Regions from separate parts of the Homo sapiens genome. Here all the other regions are linked to region 1. Evidence: chromatin contacts called from ENCODE Hi-C or POLR2A ChIA-PET data. All regions are on one chromosome and are shown on one strand. The core of a region is the stretch at or near the end of the contact, and the rest is flanking DNA. Distances in the headings are between cores, read along the strand shown.

Evidence for each region. A loop is a pair of places that touch in the nucleus more often than their neighbours do. ChIA-PET counts read pairs that join two places held with the same protein, here RNA polymerase II (POLR2A). Pooled maps may share reads with other maps.
Region 2: a loop to region 1 is called in a map of CD8-positive, alpha-beta T cell, with 21 times the contacts of the local background. The contact joins the promoter of OSCP1 here to the promoter of AGO3 in region 1. A Hi-C loop is called at or near these places in 4 of 168 maps with a recorded cell type or tissue (CD4-positive, alpha-beta memory T cell, CD8-positive, alpha-beta T cell and naive thymus-derived CD4-positive, alpha-beta T cell), 1 of 37 single-sample maps with no recorded cell type and 15 of 50 pooled maps. POLR2A ChIA-PET finds 5 or more read pairs at or near these places in 5 of 52 experiments (CD4-positive, alpha-beta T cell, CD4-positive, alpha-beta memory T cell, GM12878 and 2 more).
Region 3: a loop to region 1 is called in a map of CD8-positive, alpha-beta T cell, with 9 times the contacts of the local background. The contact joins the promoter of ZMYM6 here to the promoter of AGO3 in region 1. A Hi-C loop is called at or near these places in 2 of 168 maps with a recorded cell type or tissue (both CD8-positive, alpha-beta T cell), 1 of 37 single-sample maps with no recorded cell type and 9 of 50 pooled maps. POLR2A ChIA-PET finds 5 or more read pairs at or near these places in 4 of 52 experiments (CD4-positive, alpha-beta T cell, PC-9, activated B cell and 1 more).
Region 4: a pooled map shows a loop between it and region 1 (10-fold over the local background). The contact joins the promoter of ZMYM4 here to the promoter of AGO3 in region 1. A Hi-C loop is called at or near these places in 7 of 50 pooled maps. POLR2A ChIA-PET finds 5 or more read pairs at or near these places in 2 of 52 experiments (GM12878 and activated CD8-positive, alpha-beta T cell).

What each region holds. Positions count from the first base shown.
Region 1 is chr1:35,929,812-35,935,228 of GRCh38, forward strand. It overlaps AGO3 (argonaute RISC catalytic component 3), which reads left to right and starts at 1,294. Exons shown (of 19, transcript NM_024852.4): 1 at 1,294-1,634. The coding sequence starts at 1,616. AGO1 (argonaute RISC component 1) reads left to right here. Exons shown (of 19, transcript NM_012199.5): 19 at 1-721. RefSeq lists enhancers at 910-1,433, 1,434-1,958, 1,959-2,481 and silencers at 937-1,446, 1,457-1,796.
Region 2 is chr1:36,447,408-36,452,620 of GRCh38, forward strand. OSCP1 (organic solute carrier partner 1) reads right to left here and starts at 3,044. Exons shown (of 10, transcript NM_145047.5): 1 at 2,851-3,044. The coding sequence starts at 2,962. It overlaps LOC107984940 (a long non-coding RNA gene), which reads left to right. Exons shown (of 3, transcript XR_001737976.2): 3 at 2,051-2,158. RefSeq lists a silencer at 3,170-3,439.
Region 3 is chr1:35,028,195-35,033,844 of GRCh38, forward strand. It overlaps ZMYM6 (zinc finger MYM-type containing 6), which reads right to left and starts at 3,751. Exons shown (of 16, transcript NM_007167.4): 1 at 3,621-3,751; 2 at 2,353-2,519. The coding sequence starts at 2,445. LOC124903990 (a long non-coding RNA gene) reads left to right here and starts at 4,526. Exons shown (of 2, transcript XR_007065739.1): 1 at 4,526-4,963. RefSeq lists enhancers at 3,053-3,579, 3,580-4,104, 3,761-3,940 and a silencer at 3,471-3,590.
Region 4 is chr1:35,266,912-35,271,855 of GRCh38, forward strand. It overlaps ZMYM4 (zinc finger MYM-type containing 4), which reads left to right and starts at 1,798. Exons shown (of 30, transcript NM_005095.3): 1 at 1,798-2,174. The coding sequence starts at 2,136. RefSeq lists enhancers at 1,488-1,547, 1,568-1,627 and silencers at 1,758-2,117, 2,188-2,317.

The DNA of each region.
Region 1 (5,417 bases), core at 44-2,543:
TGGGGAGGATTTTCTCTGTGCTTTATGTATATTACCTAACCTTACAAACTGTGTAAGGTACATGCTGTTCTCTCAATTTTTCAGATAAGAAAATTGAAGCCCAGAGAGATCAAGTGACTGATCCAAAGTCCCACAGTGAGGGGAACTGAAGATAGGATATTCTTTCTCCTTTTCCTCTTTAAAAAATTATTTTGATTAAAAAAAACCGTATTACTGAAGCATAGGGACATGGGGAGAAATTATGAATGATTCCTCAGCCTGAATAAAATAGTATGTTTCATTAAGGCAACAAATATTTATTAAGGACCTAATATTTGCCTGACATTCAAGTGAGGTGGGGGGCACACAAGTAGTAAATAAATAACAGACTGGGCAAAGGGCTACCAAGGCAATACTGTAGTAGACTAACAGGTGCCCCACCATAGATGGGTGGTCCGGAAAAGGCGTCTCAGATGTCTTTCGTTGAGACGCAAAAAAAAGCTGTGGGGTAGGGCGTAAGGGGAGGGTGGAGAAGAGAGAGAGGGTTCCTGGCCAAGGGAACCAAAAGCAGAGAAGCTCCAAGTCAGAAAAAAGCAGCGGTTGGCCCGTTGGGAGAATTGGAAGCCAACCAGTATAGCTGTAGCACAGGCGGGGCCCATTTACGCCGTGCGTTTTCACCCTGGAAAGGAGTTTGGGTTTTCAAGTGTGACGAGGCGCTATTAAAGAGTTTTAAACATGGAAATTACTCGATCTGATGTTTGTGTAGTGTCCTGTTTGTTAGTCATCTTTTCCAAACTATAATACATTTTTTTTTTCCTAAAAATGGTCGTTAAAGCAGCCTAGGACTTAGGTCAATTGCGGTGGTCACTTGACCGCCTGTGAGGAGGCGGCGCGTGGGGTGGATCGGACTGGGCGTGGCGGGGGCTCAGGAAGGAGGGTGGCCCTACCCCAGCGGGCTCGGCTCGGGGCCTCCGCGGCAGTTCGGGGTCCTTCACCCGCCGGCTCCAGGTAGGCTACTCCTCAGGTAAGCCCCGCCGCCAGCCGCGACGTCGTCGCAGACAGGCACCGCCCCCACTCGTGCGGCGCGAGTAGTCCTGCCCCTCCGCGTTGTCTCCGGCCGGCACGGCCCGGCGGGGTACGGCCGAGCCCGCCGCATGTGGCCCGGCTCCCGGACACCTCCCCGGCGTCCTCCGCGCCGGCCGCTCCTGCCCCGACGTCGCTCCGGCACGGCTCGGGGCCCAGAGGCGAGGCGAGGACGCCGGGCAAGCCAGGCAGCGGAACTGACGCCGGCGAGCTTCCGGGGCGGCCCCGGGCAGGTCGGCGGCGGCGGCCCGCAGTCGTGGAGGAGCGGTGGGAGCGTCGGCGGCCGCGGGCGATGCAACTTCCGGACGGGACTCCCCTCTGTCCGCGCCTCACATCTCCCCTTCCTCTCGCCTAGTCCTGTGCCGTTTTCCGTCCGCGACTCTTCCGGCCCAGAGCTTTCGGAGTGCGGTTGCTCAGGGGAAGCCGTCGCCGCCCCCGCCTCGGGGCCGAGTGAGAGTGCCCGTCGCGTCGCGCCGCGTCGCCCCCCGGGCCGCCTCCTTGCCGCCAGTGGCGGGCTCCGTTCTCCCTCGAAGCACTCCCCCCAGCTCCATGAATGGAAATCGGCTCCGCAGGTGAGTCAGAGTAGCTGGGCCAGGTAGGGGATGTCACCCAGCTACTGTCCTCTGAGCATCCCTGCTCCTCCCGCCCGGCCCAGGTGCGCGAGGTGAGCGTCGGGCGGGCATCGCTCGGTCTCCCGCCCCTCGCCCTGCTCCTCCGCGACCTCCCCGCAGCCCAGCCCCAGTTCCCCGGGGGCCCCTGAGTCGGCGAAACTGCGAGGCGGGGAAACGCTTGGAGGATTTAAGTTTGGGGTTATCTAGGCGGCATTACTCTTTGCTGGAGTACCCTTCTTCTAGACTTTAGAATGGTTTGCCATTGTCTAGTTGGAGTGCGTGTCCTTTAGCCAGGTTGTGTGTTCCGTAGAGGCTGGGCAGCCAGCCAGCTCCCTTACCTACCTCTTAGGATAGTTGTGAAGATAGGCTGAGATAACGGATAACTTCAGATTAAGTTCGAAGGAGGTGTTGGTGCAACGTTAAATTCAACATGGCATTGCTCCTACCCTCGAGTTCTTTTCTGTTGTTTGTGGCAGCATGGTAGATAGTTTCTGAGGAGCTTGGAAATGTCATAGCAGCCTGGATCCCTGCTTATACGAGGAGGTGGTTCTTAAAATTGCTGACAGTATATTTTTTTTCATTCTCTATTCCTTAGAGAAGTAGTTGTCATATTCCTGGAAATTTGGAATTTAAGAAAACTGCTTTATCTCTGGGGGCAAGAGCAGCAGTTTTGCAGTCTTAAGAGAAAATTGCAACATGGATAGTACTTGTCCTTAAAAAAGGAAAAGTATTGTTTATGGTTCTAAAGTAATTAATTCAGGGACAGAAAGGTGTTGCATAACGGTTTGCCTAACAAATGATCATGCTTGGCTTATTAAATTTGAAAGTATGCTTCAGACGATCACAAGTTCGTAAATTAATTTTCAAAATATTTGCGGGGCTGTCTTGTTACTAATGGTGTTACAAGTTCCTGAATTCCATATCTCTTTTTGCCAATTTGATATAAGAAAAACTTACGTAAAAGAAACCAGTGACATAACGATAGCTAAGAACTTTGTTGAATAGATTACGTGTCAAATGGTTGCAAAAAAGCACTCAAACTGGGGAGATGAGATGGGGAGAGAGTTACAAATTTTTTTTTTTTTTTTTTACAAATTTTGTTACATGGAAGTTTCTCTAATCAATTTAGACCATATCTCTTTTTCCTGCTCCATTGTTTCGCTTTCCCCCATATCGTCTTAAAAGGTCTGTCTGGATTGTGAAAAGATTTCGACTCTTATTCAGTTTTGATTTGTGTATTTCTGAAACTGTCCTGCCCTTTTAAAAAAATTACCATACTACTGTTTTACTGTACAGGAGATGTGATTATTTGGGACCATAGGTGATCTTTGTACATAACTGTCCTGTTGTCAAGTCTGGAAAACAAGTCATGAAGGTCAGACCCTTTATTAATCATCCCAAAACTTTTAAAGATATTTCAAAAAAGTTTTTAAAGTTTTTTCTTTTTCTCCTTAGGGTTTTTCATATGATATTGTGCCCATATATATGGGAAATGTCTTAGAAAACATTTGTTACATCAAACCACCTAGTCAACTGGTACAACTAAGCCAAGTACAGCTCAGAAAATACATTTTACCTCTTCTTTTTTGGGTGTCCCATTGCTGAAATGGATACCCATTTAGCTGTCTTCACATTTGGGGAAGTGTGTAGTTAGATTATCAACTATATGCCTGGGTCTCTTGAAAAGTAAAGTTTTTTCTTCAGTACAGTTTATACATGATTGAATGTAGCCTAATAATGAAGATAAGCTATACTTTGGCTCAAGATTGTCATCAGAAACAAAATTTTCATTATTCCTGAGACTTGTATATAATTGGTATGCTTAGCTTTAAGTTGAAAGCATAGCTGTGCAACTAAATTTTAAATCCATAATTTAGGCTGGGTGTGGTGGTTCATGCCTGTAATCTCAGCACTTTGGGAGGCTGAGGAAGGATGATCGCTTGAGCCCAGCAGTTGGAGACCAGCCTAGGTAACATAGTGAGACCTGCCTCTACAAAAAACAGAAAACTTAGCCGAGAATTGTGGCACATGTCTCCAGTCCTAGCTACTTGGGAGGCTGAGGCAGGAGAATGGATTGAGCCCAGAAGGCAGAGATTGCAGTGAGCTATGATCGCGCCACTAACTCCAGCCTGGGTGACGGAGCAAGACCCTGTCTCAAAAAAAAAAAAAAAAAAAAAAAAAAAAAAAATCATCATTTGACACGTATTTTGATTTTAAAATTTTAGTATAAATGTTCTCAAAAAGTCTATTGACTCAGTATTGAATCTTGGCTTTCCAATTCTGCCATAAGTTTTTCTTTTTTGTGGAGATTCTCAGGAATCATCTTGTGATAGGATATTTTAAATTCTAGTTGCTCGGTGGATACACAGAAAACTGTTAAATTTGTTTACATTAGGGAACCTCGAACACAAATACCATATAAGTTAGTATTTGTTCTTTCATATGAAATATTTTAAATGCTTTTTAAGGATATCTTGTGCAATCTACTGATTTAGTACCATCAGAACTTTGATTTAACAAAAAAAAAGGTGAAATTAGTTAAAAATTAATCAACAGTTTAACATCTGTGTCTGTGACTCTTTAGTTGGGGAACATCTGATGAAACACCGTTTTTTATGGTCTAATTACTGCTGAACTAAGAGTATAGGTTATGTTTCAGTTCTAAATAAAGTGGGAATAGGGAGCTGCAGAAATGCTTGATGATGTTACTTCTCCTGAGTACTCATTTTTTAGGTCCATACTATTCTAGTCTATGTTTTCAGGTAATGTTAGACTACCGTTTAGGACAGAGGAACTACACTTTATAATGGAAGAAAAACATTTACTTTTACCTTAAATTAATGACATGCAAATTGTTTGATGTTTGGTGGAAGTTTTATACAGTCTTGCAAAAGTGAATAGACTGTTTCTTTCTTATTTACACTTTTAAATTCATGTCTGAAAATAGTTGTTTTAGAGTTCTGTGTTTATTTAATAATAAAAGTTTTAGAAAAGTTATTTGGAACCAAGTTCCAAAGGAATAAAAGTTGCATATATGGGAAGCTAGAACTAAATCAAGATTGGGATTTGAATGATGTAGATAAAAATTATGGGTCAAAAATACCTACTAAAATATGTAATGCCATCAGGGTCCCAATTTAGTATTTAAAACAATCTTCTTTTTATTTATTTATTTTTTTTGAGATGGAGTCTTGCTTGCTCTGTCGCCTAGGCTGGAGTGCAGTGGCATGATATTGGCTCACTGCAGCCTCTGCCTCCTGGGTTCAAGTGATTCTCTTGTCTCAGCCTCCCGAGTAGATGGGATTACAGGCGCGCACCACCATGCCTGGCTAATTTTTTGTATTTTTAGTAGAGACGGGGTTTCACCATGTTGGCCAGGCTGGTCTTGAACTCCTGACCTCAGGTGATCTGCCTGCCTCGGCCTCCCAGAAAACAATCTTCTTTAATAACTTTGAGAAATGTTTTTGTCGTTATATAAATTTTCTCACTTGTAGTTCTTTGCCTTGAAGAAAAAAAATCAAATTACTGCTCTGTCTGTGGGCATGAATTTTGAAAGTGATAAAGGTTTTTCTACTGGGTTGTCACTTAAATTTTGGCTTATGCTGCCCTGGAGTGACCATTATGACTTAAAAAAAATATATTTATTGCACTTGACTGGCAGTGGGACTTATAAAAATGTGCAAGATTGTTTTGATATTTGGTTTAGAATTTCTCTTTCAATGAAGGGACTCCGAGGGAAAACAA
Region 2 (5,213 bases), core at 1,794-4,293, 520 kb after region 1:
CTGATATAGTCCCCAAGGTATGGCAGCAGAGTATAGTGGTTATAGTAAGGGGACTAAGTGGTTATAGTAAGGGGACATTGGCTGAGTATGAGGACATTGGTTATATGAGGGGACATTGGTTATAGTAAGGGGACATTGGCTGAGTATGAACTTTGGAGCCTGATGCCTTGGGCTCAAATCCTTTACTTTTCCTCCTACCAGCCATGTAACTCTGGGCAAATTAGTCTTAGTTTCTCCATCTGTAAAATGGGGATAGTAATATTACCTATGTGTTACAATAGTTGGGAGGATTAAGGTGTTTAAGAGGAGCCCTTGGTACAAAGTAAGTGCTTGATTTTTCATTGTTTTATTGTTGATTGCTGTCACTAGAATCAGTTACTGGAGTGGACTGATCAATAGCCCTACCTCCAGTGAATGTCCAGAAGGGCTGCATCAGGCTCCATATAGTATCTCACATAGTGTTTGACACTCAGTCAAAATCTGTGGAATGAATGAGTGTGCGAATGTAAATTACTAAAGATGGCCGAAACTCCCAAAACCATATTTAGCAAAAGCAGAAAAAAGGCTATAACTCCTAAAGGTAAAGCTGTCCTCTAGTATTCCAAGGGCCTTGTCCAGACCTCCTCTTGAAAGATACCTATTACTCATTGTGTTAAACATATTAAATACATTATTTCATTCAATCCTTACAACTTTGCTTTAACATATATGTATTATTACCATTTTATGGAGAAACAGGTTTATAGAGGTTACACCCAAAGGGCATGCAATTAGTTAAATGGTAAAGCTGGAATTGGGATCCAGGTCTGTAAGACTCTAGAGAGTATGTTCTTAATTGCTAATTTACACTATCTTCCAAGATGCAGACTACCTACCAGTCTGAGGACTCCAGCATGTCACCTCATTGGTGCCACTAGCCTGAATGAAATCAGATCACACAGGCACCAAGGAAAACAGAACCCTCTCAAAGGAAAAATGACAATGCTATATAAAACTGCCAATTTAGATAATCAGTTCAAAAAACATTTTGTGATCACTAATTTATTCTGGTCTAGGAATTATGGTAGGTGCTGGAGTACAAAGATGAATAAGACAATCAAGCGGGAGATAGACATATACACAGATCATTTCAGTATAGCATGGCCAGTGGTAAGGTACTGAGGAGCAGGCATGGGGTGCTATGGGAGCACAGGCTGCTATGAGAGCATGCACAGGCCCTTTCTGCATATGGGGAGGATTCCTGAAGGAGATGATTCTTAAGCCGAATAATGCAGGATTGAAGGGGAAGAATGTAGGGATGGGAATTACTAGCACAGAAATACGAACAAACATGGTTTAAGCGGAGATCTATGAGCAGTTTGGTATTATTGGGAAACAGGAGGCAGGCAGTGGTGGAAGAAGGGACTGCAGAGGAAGACAGAGATCAGATAAGGAAGGGCCCTGAAATGGCCTGTGCAAGGACTTGGTCTTAACCCAGATGGCAGTGGAAAGCTGACAAAGGGTTTTAGGCAGGGGCAAGTTTGGACAGATACACATTTTAGAAAGCTCATTGGCGGCAATGTGCAGAATGAATGGAGGGGGTATGTTATAGGGAGTTATTTTTAGCTCTTTATGCATGGACTTGCACTCAGTCACACACACACAATAGTTAATATCTGAATATGTATGCTTAGCATCTGAATATGTATGTTGAACATCAATTGAGCATACAAAGATTAATGGAGAGAATGTTTTAATTGGCGGCCATGTCAATTGCCTTTTCAACTTTTCCTCCTCCACTTTGAAATATAATATTTCCTTCATACTTAATCCTAGGAAATTTGGTATAAGCAAGTTGTTTGCCGAGAAGGGAGGAAAAGAGGAAAAGGAACAGAGTGGCAGAGTGTTCTGAGTCGTCATTTTTCTGGGGATTAGTGTGGTGTCCATGGGAGGCAGATTTTGCATTTTCGAAGCTCTCATATAATTATTTTCACAATTGTATTCCCCTCCAACACTTGTGAGGAGATTTATAACTTTCTTATTTTTTTCATATTTATCTATATTATTTTAGAACACCAAATTTCTAGAAATACTTCTGAGATGAGTAAGACCAATCTCCAGCTTATGTGGGAAGATACTACCATAAAGAAATTAAGAATCTGAACCTGGGCTGGACGCGGTGGCTCACGCCTATAATCCCAGCACTTTGGGAGGCCGAGGGGGGCAGATCGTTTGAGTCCAGGAATTGAAGACCAGCCTGGGAAACATGGTGAAACCCCATCTCTACTAAAAATACAAAAATTAGCTGGGTGTGGTGGTGCATGCCTGTAATCCCAGCTACTTGGGAGGCTGAGGCACGAGAATCGCTGGAACCCAGGAGGCAGAGGTTGCAGTGAGCCGAGATCGTGCCACACACTCCAGCCTGGGCGACAGAGCGAGACCCTGTCTCAAAAAAAAAAAAAAAAAAAAAAAAAAAAAAAAATCAGAACCTGTTCCTTGGGGGTAAAGAGGATGCTTGGACTAGCAAGGGGTATGATACTAGATGGTGGGCAGCTGGGACTCCTACATTTGGAAGGCACTGATTGACAAGAGAGACTGGGAAATCACCTCTCCCATTTGAAGAGATGGGGAAATTAGGGAGGTCAGGCACCCTAGTGTCCACTGGGAGTATTAAGTTCCTCTGCTGTGAAAAAAGCTTTTGGGGGGATTTGACTCCCGAGGGGCTCCAAATGGATGTGGCTTGTAAGAAAGGTCCCTGGTTATAAGAGTGAAGTGTGTAGGGGTGCGGGTCTGGCTGTGGGTGTTAGGGCGATGATGAGAGGGCCGGGCTGCTGGCTGCGGGTCTGGCTGAGCGGGCCGGGGGCCTCTCACCTTTGCGGGCCTTGTCTCCCGGGATGTTCTGGGCCCGCAGCCGTTGGTCGAGGATGTAAAGCATCTCCCCGCCCAAGTTCAAGAAGAGCAGCGGTAGCGTCCGCACCGACATGGTGCTGGAAACGAGCTGGACTGGTGAAGAGCCCCGGGGTTCGGTAGCCAGTGGCCTGAAGGCCAGGCCGCAGCGTCCCAATAGTCCGGTTGCTGGGGCAACGCCGTGACGGGAAGAGCGAGCCAATCAGAAGGCGGTTTGGTGGGAGGTGCCCTGAAGACGGGAGCTAATTGGTCTGGGTGGTGGACCGTCCCGGGGGGATTGGTCCGAGCCAGAGGCCGGCGCGGCGTTGGGCGCGGCTGGGGAGCTGTGCTTCTGAGAGTAGGTTTCCCTCGAAAGGGCGAGGGCCGGGCCAGGGCTGGGGGTGGTCTCGACACAGCCAGCCCGGCGCTTGGGACCCCGGCCGCTGGCGCGGGGCCTCAGGTTCCTATAACAGAGGAAAGCCCAGGCAGAACGGCATTAGAGCAGGCTCGGGTCAGACGGACCTGGGTTGGAATCACGGCTCGTGATTTCTTGCTGTGTGACTTCGGGCAGGGTTTGAGCCTTGGCTTCCTCTTACGTAACATGGAGCTGGCACTCACATCACAGGGCGGCTGAGAGGAATCAGTCAGATCATGGAAAGGCCCCGAAAGCACTCAATAAAAATGGTAACTGACTTTTCTTTTAGACGAGGGAAGGATCAGAAGTCCTGAGTCGTTTGCATCGCCTCCCAAAAGTTTACTTGAAGTGAAGCCCCTCCTGGTTTCATACTCCATGAAGCAAACCAGTCCCGTCCGTCCCCGTGTGTCCAGTTCCCAGAGGATGCGCCTGGGGGCTCTGGGAAGTTCCCTCCTCGACGCTGTTCCGAAGGCCTCCCAACCATTTCTTTTTTCTTTTTTTTTTTTTTTTGAGACGGATTTTGCCCTTGTCGCTCAGGCTGGAGTGCAGTGGCGCCATCTCGGCTCATTGCAACTTCCGCCTTCAGGGTTCAAGCGATTCTCCTGCCTCAGCCTCCCGAGTAGCTGGGATTACAGGCGCCCGCCACCATGCCCGGCTAATTTTTGTATTTTTAGTAGAGACGGGGTTTCACCATGTTGGCCAGGCTGGTCTGGAACTCCTGACCTCAGGTGATCTGCCCGCCTGGGCCTCCCAAAGTGCTGAGATTACAGGCGTGAGCTATCACGCCCGGCCCCAACCATTTCTCTTTGAGGGCAGCGACTCCCTTCCTTACCTCCATCTTAAGCTCCAGGATTACTTTTTGCCATCTGCTGTATATTTTTACTCTGATGAACAACCATTTCTGTAAATTTCAGTACTTCCAAAACCTACTAATTATCTTTCCCTCCAGCTACTCAAACTTGAAACTTGGGCCTTGGCTTCCAAATCTGTTTCCCAGGGTCTTTTATCAGTCATCATATTATGCTTTTTCCTCCAACACCTTTCTTACATTCATCCCTTCATTTGTTTTTCTGTCTGCATTGCTATGTTCCTCTGTATCACTGTTCTTTTCTCTCTTCTACCTTGCACTGGCTGCTAAGCTAAATGTCAGAAGACATCACTTTTTTTTTTTTGAGATGGAGTTTCACTCTTGTCGCGCAGGCTGGTGTGCAATGGCACGATCTCGGCTTACTGCAACCTCCGCCTCCTGGTTTCAAGCGATTCTTCTGCCTCAGCCTCCTGAGTAAGCTGGGATTACAGGCATGGACCAGGGCACCATGCCCGGCTAATTTTGTATTTTTAGTAGAGATGGGGTTTCACCATGTTGGCCAGGCTGGTCTCGAACTCCTGACCTCAGGTGATCTGCCCGCCTCGGCCTCCCAAAGTGTTGGGATTACAGGCATGAGCCACTGCGCCCGGCCAGCATCACTGTCAACATGACACATCCCTTCAGTGGTTTCCTACTCTTTGCCAGATCACAGTCTAGATGCCTTGGCATGGCATTCCAGGCTCTCCACAGGCTCCAGCTACCTTTTTTTTTTTTTTTTTTTTAAAGAGATAGGGGTCTTACTTTGTTGCCCAAGGTTGGAATGCAGTGGCACCCTGGTGGCTCACTGCAGCCTAGAACTCCTAGCCTCAAGTGATTCTTCCACCTCAGACTCCTTAGTTGTTGGGATTTCAGGTGAGAGCCACCATACCCGGCCAACTACCTTTTTAAAGCCATCTCCTGCACCTGGCCACCTCCTCTCCCCCAGTCCAGTTGAACTTGTCAGCAGGCTGCCTCTTCCTCATTACCACACCACTGAAAAGTCTTGTCCTGCCATAACTGAGCCCAAGTCCTTCCCATATTAACATTCTCCTTCCATCCCTGCTAGTCTGTTTTCCTTCCTTTCCT
Region 3 (5,650 bases), core at 2,501-5,000, 900 kb before region 1:
AATCCCAGCTACTCAGGAGGCTGAGGCAGGAGAATCGCTTGAACCTGGGAGGCGGAGGTTGCAGTGAGCCAAGATCGCGCCACTGCACTCCAGCCTGGGAGTGACAGAGCAAGACTCCATCTCAAAAAAAAAAAAGGAATGATACTGCCTGTGAGATGGTGTGAAAAATAAAATTGTTTTTTATTATTTTAAAATATAATTGCTTTGCTGATACAATAAAGTCAATAACTTTGAGTGTAAAGCGAAAGAACTGTCCCAGAAGAAAAATTCCTTGCCAAAACAACTAACTCATCTCTCCCATTGATTTTATTTTATTTTTTTTTGAGACGGAGTCTCACTCTGTCACCCAGGCTAGAGTGCAGTGGCGCAATCTTGGCTCACTGCAAGCTCCGCCTCCTGGGTTCACGCCATTCTCCTGCCTCAGCCTCCCAAGTAGCTGGGACTACAGGCGCCCACCACCACGCCCAGCTAATTTTTTGTATTTTTTGTAGAGACGGGGTTTCACCGTGTTAGCCAGGATGGTCTCGATCTCCTGACCTCGTGATCTGCCTGCCTTGGCCTCCCAAAGTGCTAGGATTACAGACGTGAGCCACTGTGCCCAGCCTCCACATTGATTTCCGTGCTCTCCATTCTGGGTCCCTATGGGGTAGCCAGAATGATCTTTCCAAACACAAATCTGTTTCATCTTACTTTCTCACTTAAAACCCTACAATTGGCCAGGTGTGGTGGCTCACGCCTGTAATCCTAGCACTTTGGGAGGCTGAGGTGGGTGGATCACCTGAGGTCAGGAGTTTGAAACCAGCCTAGCCAACATGGTGAAACCCCGTCTCTACTAAAAATACAAAAAATTAGCCAGGCGTGGTGGCAGGCGCCTATAATCCCAGCTACTGGGGAGGCTGAGGCAGGAGAATCACTTGAACCCGGGATGTGAAAGTTGCAGTGAGCCACCAAGATTACAACATTGCAGCAAAACTCCATCTCAAAACAAAAACAAAAAACCCTATAATGGCTATCTACTGCTCTTAGGATAAAAACCAAAATTTATAACAAGGTCTGCTACGTCCTACATAATCCAGCCTTAAACTATATATACAGCCTTATCATAGAGAAGCAGAATAGCACAAGTTCTGGAGTCTGACCACCTGGATTTGAATCCAGTCTTTGTCATTTACTACTAACTGTGATCTGTGGTAAACTATTTGGCTTTTTTGAGCTTTGGTTTCCTCATCTGTAAAATGGGGATAATAATATGGTGGTAAGAATGGTGCCTGACACACTCTTAAGCATATATAAATATTAAGTTAATAATGTCACATATGATTATGATATAATATATACTACATACTGATATACTAATGCCAGCTATTTTTATTGTTGTTGTTTTAATCATTATCATCATCACCATTTTCATACCTTTTCTGTTCCAGGCTCACTGTTCCTGCAGGTCTTAAAAAGAACCATGCATCTTTCCAACTCAGGGCTTTCCTATTCACAGTTCCCTCTGTCTGTAATACTCTTCTCCATACCCTTTGCCTAATCAATTCATTCTTCATAATTCAGCTTACACATCCTTCCCTTAGAGAGGCCTTCCCTAGCCATCCCCAGGCAGACCACAACCAAAACTAGGTCAGATTCCCCATTTTAGGCTTTTCTTCCAGAGTACTTGTCATAGTTTGTAATTATATATATTACTTGACCAATACTTTTGTAATCTCTGCCTCCTCTACTAACATATAAGCTCTACAAGGGAAGGGACTAAGCTGACTTTGCTCAATCCTGGATCCCCAGAGACTAGCACAGACCACAAATTCTTAACAGAATAAAGGAAAGTACTACCAGATACAAGAGAATTTTTTTTAAGTGACAAGTATGGAAAAATGGTAAATATATTACTTTCCTTCCACACACAAAAAAATCATGTAGTTATAGCTTTCATTCAAAGAGCAAAAAACCAGCCAGGAATGGTGGCTCATGCCTGTAATCCCAGAACTTTGGGAGGCCAAGGTGGGTGGATTGCTTGAGCTCAGGAGTTTGAGACCAGCCTGGGAAACATGGCCAAACCCCGTCTCTACCAAAAATACAAAAAAATAGTTGAGCATGTTGGTGTGTGCCCTGTGGTCCCAGCTACACAGGAGGCTGAGGTGGGAAGATCACTTGAGCCTGGGAGGTGGAGGCTGCAGTGAGCTAAGGAGATCGCACCACTGCACTACACCCTCAGCGACAGCGAGAGCCTGTCTCAGTTTGGGTTATTTTAAACTTACAAACCAGAAGCCGTTTAACTAAAATTTTTCAGTTGACCAGATGGAAAAGAAGGAATTTTTTTAAATTTTTAAATGAAGATGAAATGCTTACTTGAGCATTGTCTGGTTCTTCTTTAATTTTGTCCAGAAGCTCCTGCTGTGGTACCACTGCTTTGCCACATTCACCATCCAAAGGTTCTTTCATTCTAATTTTTTACCTCAAAGAGTGTCTCAGGCTCAAACGAATAGATTTCTTCTTGGTAATGGATAGTTGGACACCTAAAATACATACTCAGGCTTATTCTTTTTTCTTCAGGCTTATCTATATGAAAGAAAAACTTTGTGTTGAGTGCATGAGGCTTCACGGCTCGGCATTTGAAAAACAACTCTTCTGGGGCCACAACTAACTTTTTTCTTTCTTCCTGCTTTCTGTTCCTTCAGTAGCTACATAAGAAAACAGTTTTGGGGCAACAGCTCCCACTTCTCTAATATCTTTAAAGACACACAACACACTCTGGTTTTTTCCTATGTTGAAGGTTATTGAAGGGAATTAGACCAGCAGACCAAGACGTGGGAGGAAGTAATAAACTCTGAGAAGAACGGACTCAAGAAATAGTTTCTGACCCCATAAGAATCAGTACTTAGAGGCCCACGTCGGCTTTTATTTCTCAAAGAGGGGCACAACAACCTCCCGGCCCTGACCTATAACTCAACCTTCACTGGAAGCCTCCCTAAGGGCCCCATTTCTCGGCCTAACGCTAGATGTGAGCTCAAGATGCCATCCATCGCAGGCGAACAACAGGAACGCCCTTACTGAAAGTGAGTCACCTGCCTCTTTCAAGGTCTCCGTGTGAGGGGTGGGGGGCATCAAGCCCCTCAGAGCCCCGCTTCACAATCGCCTTCCTGTAGAAAAGAAACTCAATTGGCCATTCAGTAAATTCCCTTCCCCTAAAAGTCAAAGAACTAAACGGGACGAATTAAACCTAAAACAAAAAGCTCTTCAAAGTTGTCTTTATCCGAATAGTCCGGGATGGAAACGGACAACTGGTTGAAAAGCCTGTTCCAAAGAAGAAATGAGAACTTTTGCGCACTCGCCACAAAATATCTACGGGCGCTCATCCCTCCTCTGAGAACCGCACGCTTTCCGAAATTCTCCTTCCCACCAAGAATTCCCACTCCCATCATTGAGGACTAACGAGGCAATGTGGTCTCCGACTGAGAGCGGTGGACTAGCCAGTGAATGTCAACGCGTCCCTAAGGCGATATCCGCAGCCGCCCCAGCCGCGTAGCCCACCTGGCACCGCCCCCGCCGCAACGCCTCGTCACGTGGTGTGGCCTCCGCCCCGCCGTCCCGCCCACTACCACTGCGGCCGCACCCACCTTCTGTCGCCTCCCTGCTACCGGAGGAGCACTGGAATAGGAACCAAGTCCTCTGCATCTAGACAGGGATTATTTTCTCTTCTGGAATTCCGCCTGATCCATCCCAACGCAACGACCGGCCAACCACGCCTGCGCAGCCTTGGTCTCCGCCCTCTTTTCCCGTCAGGCTCCGGACCTGAGCTGAGTAGAACTTCCCAGCATTCCTCTTTCCTCAATTATGGTTCACTTCTTAAAGAGACCGAGGCTCAATAGTGAAAAGGTGGAGATGGCGTTAGAAGGCGCTGTAAGTGCTCTATAGCATTCTTTTTTTTTTTTTTTTTTTTTTTTTTTTTTTTTTTTTTTTTTGGAGACAGAGTATCACTGTGTTGCCCAGGCTGGGGTGCAGTGGCACAATCTCGGCTAACTGCAACCTCCGCCTCCTGGGTTGAAGCGATTCTCCTGCCTCAGCCTCCCGAGTAGCTGGGCTTACAGGCACGTGCCACCACACCTAGCTAATCTGTAGCATCCTTTAGTGCCCATTTCCTGAAAGGTGGCCTACTGAGAGAGCATGATATTAAATAATACTTGGCTTGCTGAGCACTTCACATGCACCATCCCACTTAATCCTCACCATTTAACCCTAAGAGGTATAATTTTTTAATCTCTTGAGATATAAATGAAAAAACTTGCTCAAAATTGAGATTTGGTTTTTTTAATTCAACATTGTTTCACAGATACGTGTATGATTTGTGACTGTTCATTCATTTTGACTGCTGTATAGTATTCTATTTTATGAATATGATACAATTTTAATCATCTACTACTGATGGACATTTGAGTTGTTTCCAATTTGTGGCTATTAGGAATAATGCTTCTGTGAACATTCTTGTCATTGGTGATGTTAAAAGACAAAATTACAACAAATTTAATTTAAATATCTCAATTAGCTTTATTTGTGATTCTAGAATCTGGCAGCACTTCATTCCATAAAATAGAACAAGTGTTCCAATGAGCTGAGCAGAAGAGGTAGGTTTTATAGACAGAGAAGGGCTGGAGAAAGCAGAAGTAAAGAACAAAAAACAGATTGGTTCATTTCAAAGTAACTTTCCAAAAAATAAATAAATAAGTTAATTTCCTTGTAAAGCAGAACCAAGAAACAAAACAATAGAGAAATAACTGATTGGTTAACATCAGGTAACTTCAGTTTATCTTTTTTTGGTAACGATTAAAGCAGAAGAAATTTCATTATTATGCTAATTGAAACTGGCACTCAGGGGAAATTAGACTCTTATTATCTCTTTTTCCTGACTTTTCAGAACTTCAAATAACAACGTAGTTTCCATTTGATGACATGGAACCTCAGTGTGAGTGACTCCATTTTGATTTTTAGTCTGGTTCATTGAGACCTACTGCAGGAGCTTAGCCCGAAACAATGGCCTACAAGTTTTATTTAACAGTGATACATATGCACACATTTCTGTTGGGTTCATACCTAAAAGTGAAATTGCTTGTTATGTATATGTAAAATTTAGGTAGATAATCTCAGGCAATTTTAGAAAATGGTGGTTTCAGTTTATACTCCCTTCAGCCATGTATGAGAGTTTCAGTTTCCCAACATCCTTGCCAATAATTACTGCTGCATATCTTTTTAATTATAACCATTCTGATGGGGGCATAGTGGTATCTCACTGTGGTTTTAATTTGCATTTCCCAGATTATTAATGAGGATGAGCCCATTTTCTTGTTCCTTGGGTATCTGGATATCCCCCATAAGTGCCTGTTCAAGTCTCTTGCTCATTTTTGTATTGGATTGACATTTTCTTATGGGCATATATTTTAGATATGAATCCTGCTATGGTTTGAATGTATGTGTCCCTTCAAAATTCATATATTGGAACTTAAACATTAAGGCGATGGTATAAGAAGTGGAGCCTTTGGGAGGGGTTAGGCTATGAGGACTCCATCCTCATGAATGGGATTCATGCCCTTACAAAAGAGGGCATTCATGCCCTTCACAAAGATTCATTCCTTTTGCCCTTTTAACCCCTCAC
Region 4 (4,944 bases), core at 548-3,047, 660 kb before region 1:
TTTCAGTCTTGATACTGTTACTAATCCTGTGTGTGATCTCAAGCAAATCATATCTTCTCTAAGCCTCAGAGGCTTCATCTTGAAAATGTGGAGTTAGACTAAACTAATAAGTTTAAACTGTGATCTGAGAAACTCAACATTTCTGTAATGATGGGAGGGGGCATGAAAGGAGAGAGAGTGCAAGGGTGAAGCTGGGTGAATAGACTAGTGGGTTCCCCACTTACACTCCCAACTTAGCAGCTCCACATTTTAAACCACCAGATTTTATTAGAAGGGAGTATTCCACTGCCAATAAAACAGGTGGAAACCACTACAAGTTTTATGTAGCCACATTCCCTGGAATTATCTTTTCTTGGCTCCTCTTTTCTTTCTTGTCCTGGACATGGAACTAAAGGGAACATGTTTTTAAAATTCTGGCTGAAATGAACATATTTCTTTGTCCTTCTTTCTTCTCTCCTACCGAGGAGTGAAATTAAAGACAGTGCTAAAGGCATAAGCAAGGCCAGTATGGAAACTTCCAGCAATTTCACCAAAAGTTTTCAGCAAAATATTACAGATTAGAAAACATCTGTTTCAGAATAGCTACCAAGTGCTAAATAAAACAGAAAACAGAAGTTACATCTCATTATCCTGTGACTTCAGGAGTTATCATTCCCACTTGAATATGTCTTGTCATGGGAAATGACCTTCAGGAGGCATCTTCTTTGTATTTCTTACTATATGTCTCCCCACTGTCCCTGAACTATCATTATAAACTTAATTTTTTCTGCACCCAAAGCTTGTGGGAACTAGAATGAACAGAAGAGGAATGAATGAAGCCCTCATTCTTTTCAGCGATTTTCAGCTTAGGACCCAGTTTTGGAACAAGATAGACCCAAATCTACTTCCTGGTTTCCTGCTTAGAAATAAGATGCTTATCCTTTAAGGCAGATTGTCAAGCTCCTTCAATAGAGGTGAATGAGGACACCCATCATCTGCAAATCATTACATCTTCACAAGAGAATTATGATATTCTCCAAATACCATGAAACTTCAATTTTTAATCTTCTAGGGATATCAAATTAAACCAAATTTATCTCTCGCCTGAAGACAGCCTGGAGGACTGAGACTGTAATCTTGATTCCAACTCCACACCAGCCATTAGTTACATTGGGACAAATTCCTTCCCATGATCAGGCTGCAATTTTATCATTGGGAGCACTGGAGTAAATGGTTCCCTAAGATCCTTCTCCATTTTGATGTTCTAAGGATAAATTACTATTGAAGAAATTATTTCCAGTTGTTGGTTCAATCTTCAAAATCACCAAAAGCTTTGATTTTAAGGTGAGGTTATAGGAGTTGGCTCTTGATATTCTATGCCTTGTGCTTCAGAACAGGCAGTCGAAAGGGAGGAAAGTTGGTTTTCCTTGAGATGACTGTCTTGTTCCCTCATTGGTTTGGGATTCTTCATGTTCAGAGGTCCACTGAGAACTTCAGCTTACCATGACTTTCCCTCTTCAATGGTACCACTGTAGTCAGGTGTAAGATGGTGATGTGGAACCCTTCACTGACATTGCACCCAATTCTCCAGATTGTCTTTCCAGTAATTTCTTTCATTTCTCCTTCATCCCTGCGTCATGGTCCCTTTAAGGGAGCGGCCATAGTTGAGTGGTGGGAGCAGCTGCTGGCAGCAAAGAGACTTGCAGGATTTGGCCTACCCATGGCCACTTACCGCGCACGCTCAGGACCGGGGGCTTGGTGGGAAAGGAAGGAGGGACTTAGGGTGCGCCTGCGCATCAGGGGCGCGCGCAAGGGGCTGATTTGGTGATCCCTTTAAGAAACCGCAGGCGGAGGAATTTCTCTGAGAGAAAATAATCCTACTCACGGGGCCCCTTGGAGGCCATTAACCCCCCGAGTCCCGGCCCCCACCCCGTCCCCGGGCAGGCCCTCCCGCCCACGCGCGGACCCGTGGGATCTCAGAAGCTGCGGCCCGGCGCGCGGCATCCGCCCCCTCCCCACTCTCGGCGCAAGGCCCGGCCGGGTCCGGGGAAGCTGCCGCGAGGCGGCCGTGCCTGCAGTGTGGGCGGGGGCCGGGGGGCCGAGAGGTACCGCCGCCACCGCGCGGGGAGCCGCAGCGGTTCCGAGCGGGGCCCAACATGGCGGAGAGAGAGGTGGAGTCCGGCCCCCGAAAGAGGGTAGGTGAGGTGAGGCAGAACTCGGGCGGCGGGGGGCGGGGCGCGGCCCGGGGCCGGGAATGGGCCATACTCAGGTTCGTGGAGGGGTCGCCGAGGCCCAGTTAGGACAAGGTTGCGGGCAGGTCTGAGGCAGCCTTGGGTCCGGAGCGCGCTGGCGAGCGGTCCCTCGGCAGGTGGGACAAAGATTTGGTGCTGGGTGGGGGGGAGGGGAGGGGGCCGTTGTTTGCCTTCCTCCCCCCGACGTTCCCCAGCACTGGGGTGGGATATCTAGGCCCAGGGAGGGGAGGTGTCAGATTCTTAAGTGCATCTTTAGTGCATCTTTAGTACATCAGAGTCTGGAAGTTAACTGGGGAGAGGTCAGGTGGGGGTGGTGGTGGCGGGAATAAGTCGTGGAGGGGTCTCAGGAGAAATAACCGGAGGGTTCTTCAGTAACACCATCGCGAATTCATTTTCCTGCCTCCTTTCCCCTCCCCCCATAGCCGTTATCTAGACCAAAGTCGGGGTGGTGGTCTTACCTGTGAAGAAGTGGGATCGTTGGCATGTCCTGATTTAGGAGAAAGATTTTGGCTACTATGAATGTCATGTTCTAGCCTAGCCTCTTACTCGCAATTAGGGACTTGGAAGAATACGACAAGTTTTCTCATAACAGGGATGTACCCAATCAACCTGCAGAGGTGAAGCCAATTCTACATAGGAGTTGTTTGAATACCTTTTAAAGTTTGTCTGGAAACTTTCCTTATTTAATTCTGAGTGGTTTTTTTCAGATGGCGAACAATACTGTACTATCGATTGAGCAATATCCCTCACTTTTCTTTTACTTCCTCCCCGCTTAGCATGATAAGAAGTAAGTTTCCTTTTAGGAGTCTTCCTTTTGGGAATGGTTTCAGAAACGATCAATTAGCAAAAGGGCAAAAAATTACTACTTTATGAAGAATGCCCTTTCAGCTTAGCGTAAAATTAGTAATCTCGTAATGATGCTACAGCTGATGTTTTGAGTGCTTACTGTGTGCCTGGCACTGAGCTAAGACCTTTATGTGAAGAATTTAACTTCATAGTAACTCCTCCTAGAACCTATTTGCAGATGAGGAAATTTAGGTGTTGAGGGCTTAAGTAATTTACTTAGATCACACAGCTAGTTGCAAGGTTGAGGTAGGATTTGAATCCAGGTTTGTCCCAACTATAGTGCCTGTGTGGGATGCCACAGAGGAGTTTCTTTAATCTGTGTTTCTCTCCTTAAAAGCTTAAATTGTAAATGACCAAAGAAGTGTCAAGTATTATTTTTTCCAACAATTTATTAGGAAAATATTTTGAACTATCCGTCAATATTATAAAACTTACGGGGAGCAGTCATACACCCAACCGCCTAGATCCTACTGTTAACATTGCATTCCGGACATGCACAGCGGCTCACGCCTGTAATCCCAGCACTTTGGGAGGCCGAGGCGGCAGGATCACTTGAGGCCAGGAGTTCGAGACCAGCCTGGCCAACATGGTGAAACCCCGTCTCTACTAAAAATACAAAAAATTAACCCGGCGTGGTGGCGGGTGCCTGTAATCCCAGCTATTCGGGAGGCTGAGGCAGGGGAATCGCTTGAACCTGGGAGGCGGTGGTAGCAGGGAGGCGGTGGTAGCAGTGAGCCGAGATCGTGCTACTGCACTCTAGCCTAGGTGACAGAGGGAGGCACTGTCTCAAAACCCCCTCCAAAAAAAAAATTGCATTCCACTTGTTTTATCATATATTTACCCCTCTATCCCTCTTTCTGTTCATCAGTCGTGTTATTTTAATGCATTTCATCGTAGTGTTTTGAACAATAAATTTTTACCATTGATAAGTTTACGAAATGTTGGATTCACCTAATGCAATAATTAGTCATAGAGCAAGTTAAGCTGTATGATGGTATGTCCAAATAGTTTTGTAAGTATAAATGTTGTGTATGGAATGCATGTGTTTTGAAATTTTAAAATTTTCAAGTTGTGTTCAGTTTTGAACTAGATCCTTACTGTGCTTGGATGAAGGCATATGGCATATAGTCCACCAATGAAAATATACAGGGTAAATTACTTAAGATATGTAATGTTAATTCAGGGAGATTTCTGCATCCAGTTGCTGTGAATGTTGTCATTCACCTTCTGTACTAGGATGTTCTAGGATATTCTAGAAAACATTGATGTGTGTTGACAACAAATTCAACTAGATTTTAAATATATTCTGCCTCTTGTCGTACACTTAAAAGATGTTACTGGTCTTGTGAATCTTCTGCTAAAGGAATGCTGGAAAAAAAAAAAAAGATACCATACTGGTAGCAGTAAAAACTTTATTATTATTATTATTTTTGAGACAGAGTCTTGCTCTGTTGCCCAGGCTAGAGTGCGGTGGCGCAATCTCGGCTCGTTGCAACCTCCGCCTCCCGGGTTCAATTAATTCTCCTGCTTCAGCCTCCCAAGTAGCTGGGATTACAGGCAAGCACCACCATGCCTGGCTAATTTTTGTATTTTTAGTAAAGATGGGATTTTGCCATGTTGGCCAGGCTGATCTCGAACTCCTGACCTCTGGTGATCAGCACACCTCGGCTTCCCAAAGTGCTGGGATTACAGGTGTGAGCTACCGGGCCTGGCCCAAAAGTTAATTTTATTTTTAACAACCTATAACATACGCAGGACTTGTATAGGTTTCCCCCATTATTTTGCCAGTTTCATCACAGAGGAAAATTACATTCATTGATTTTTGGAATTAATGGTGTGGTGGCACATGCTTCTAGTCCTCGCTATT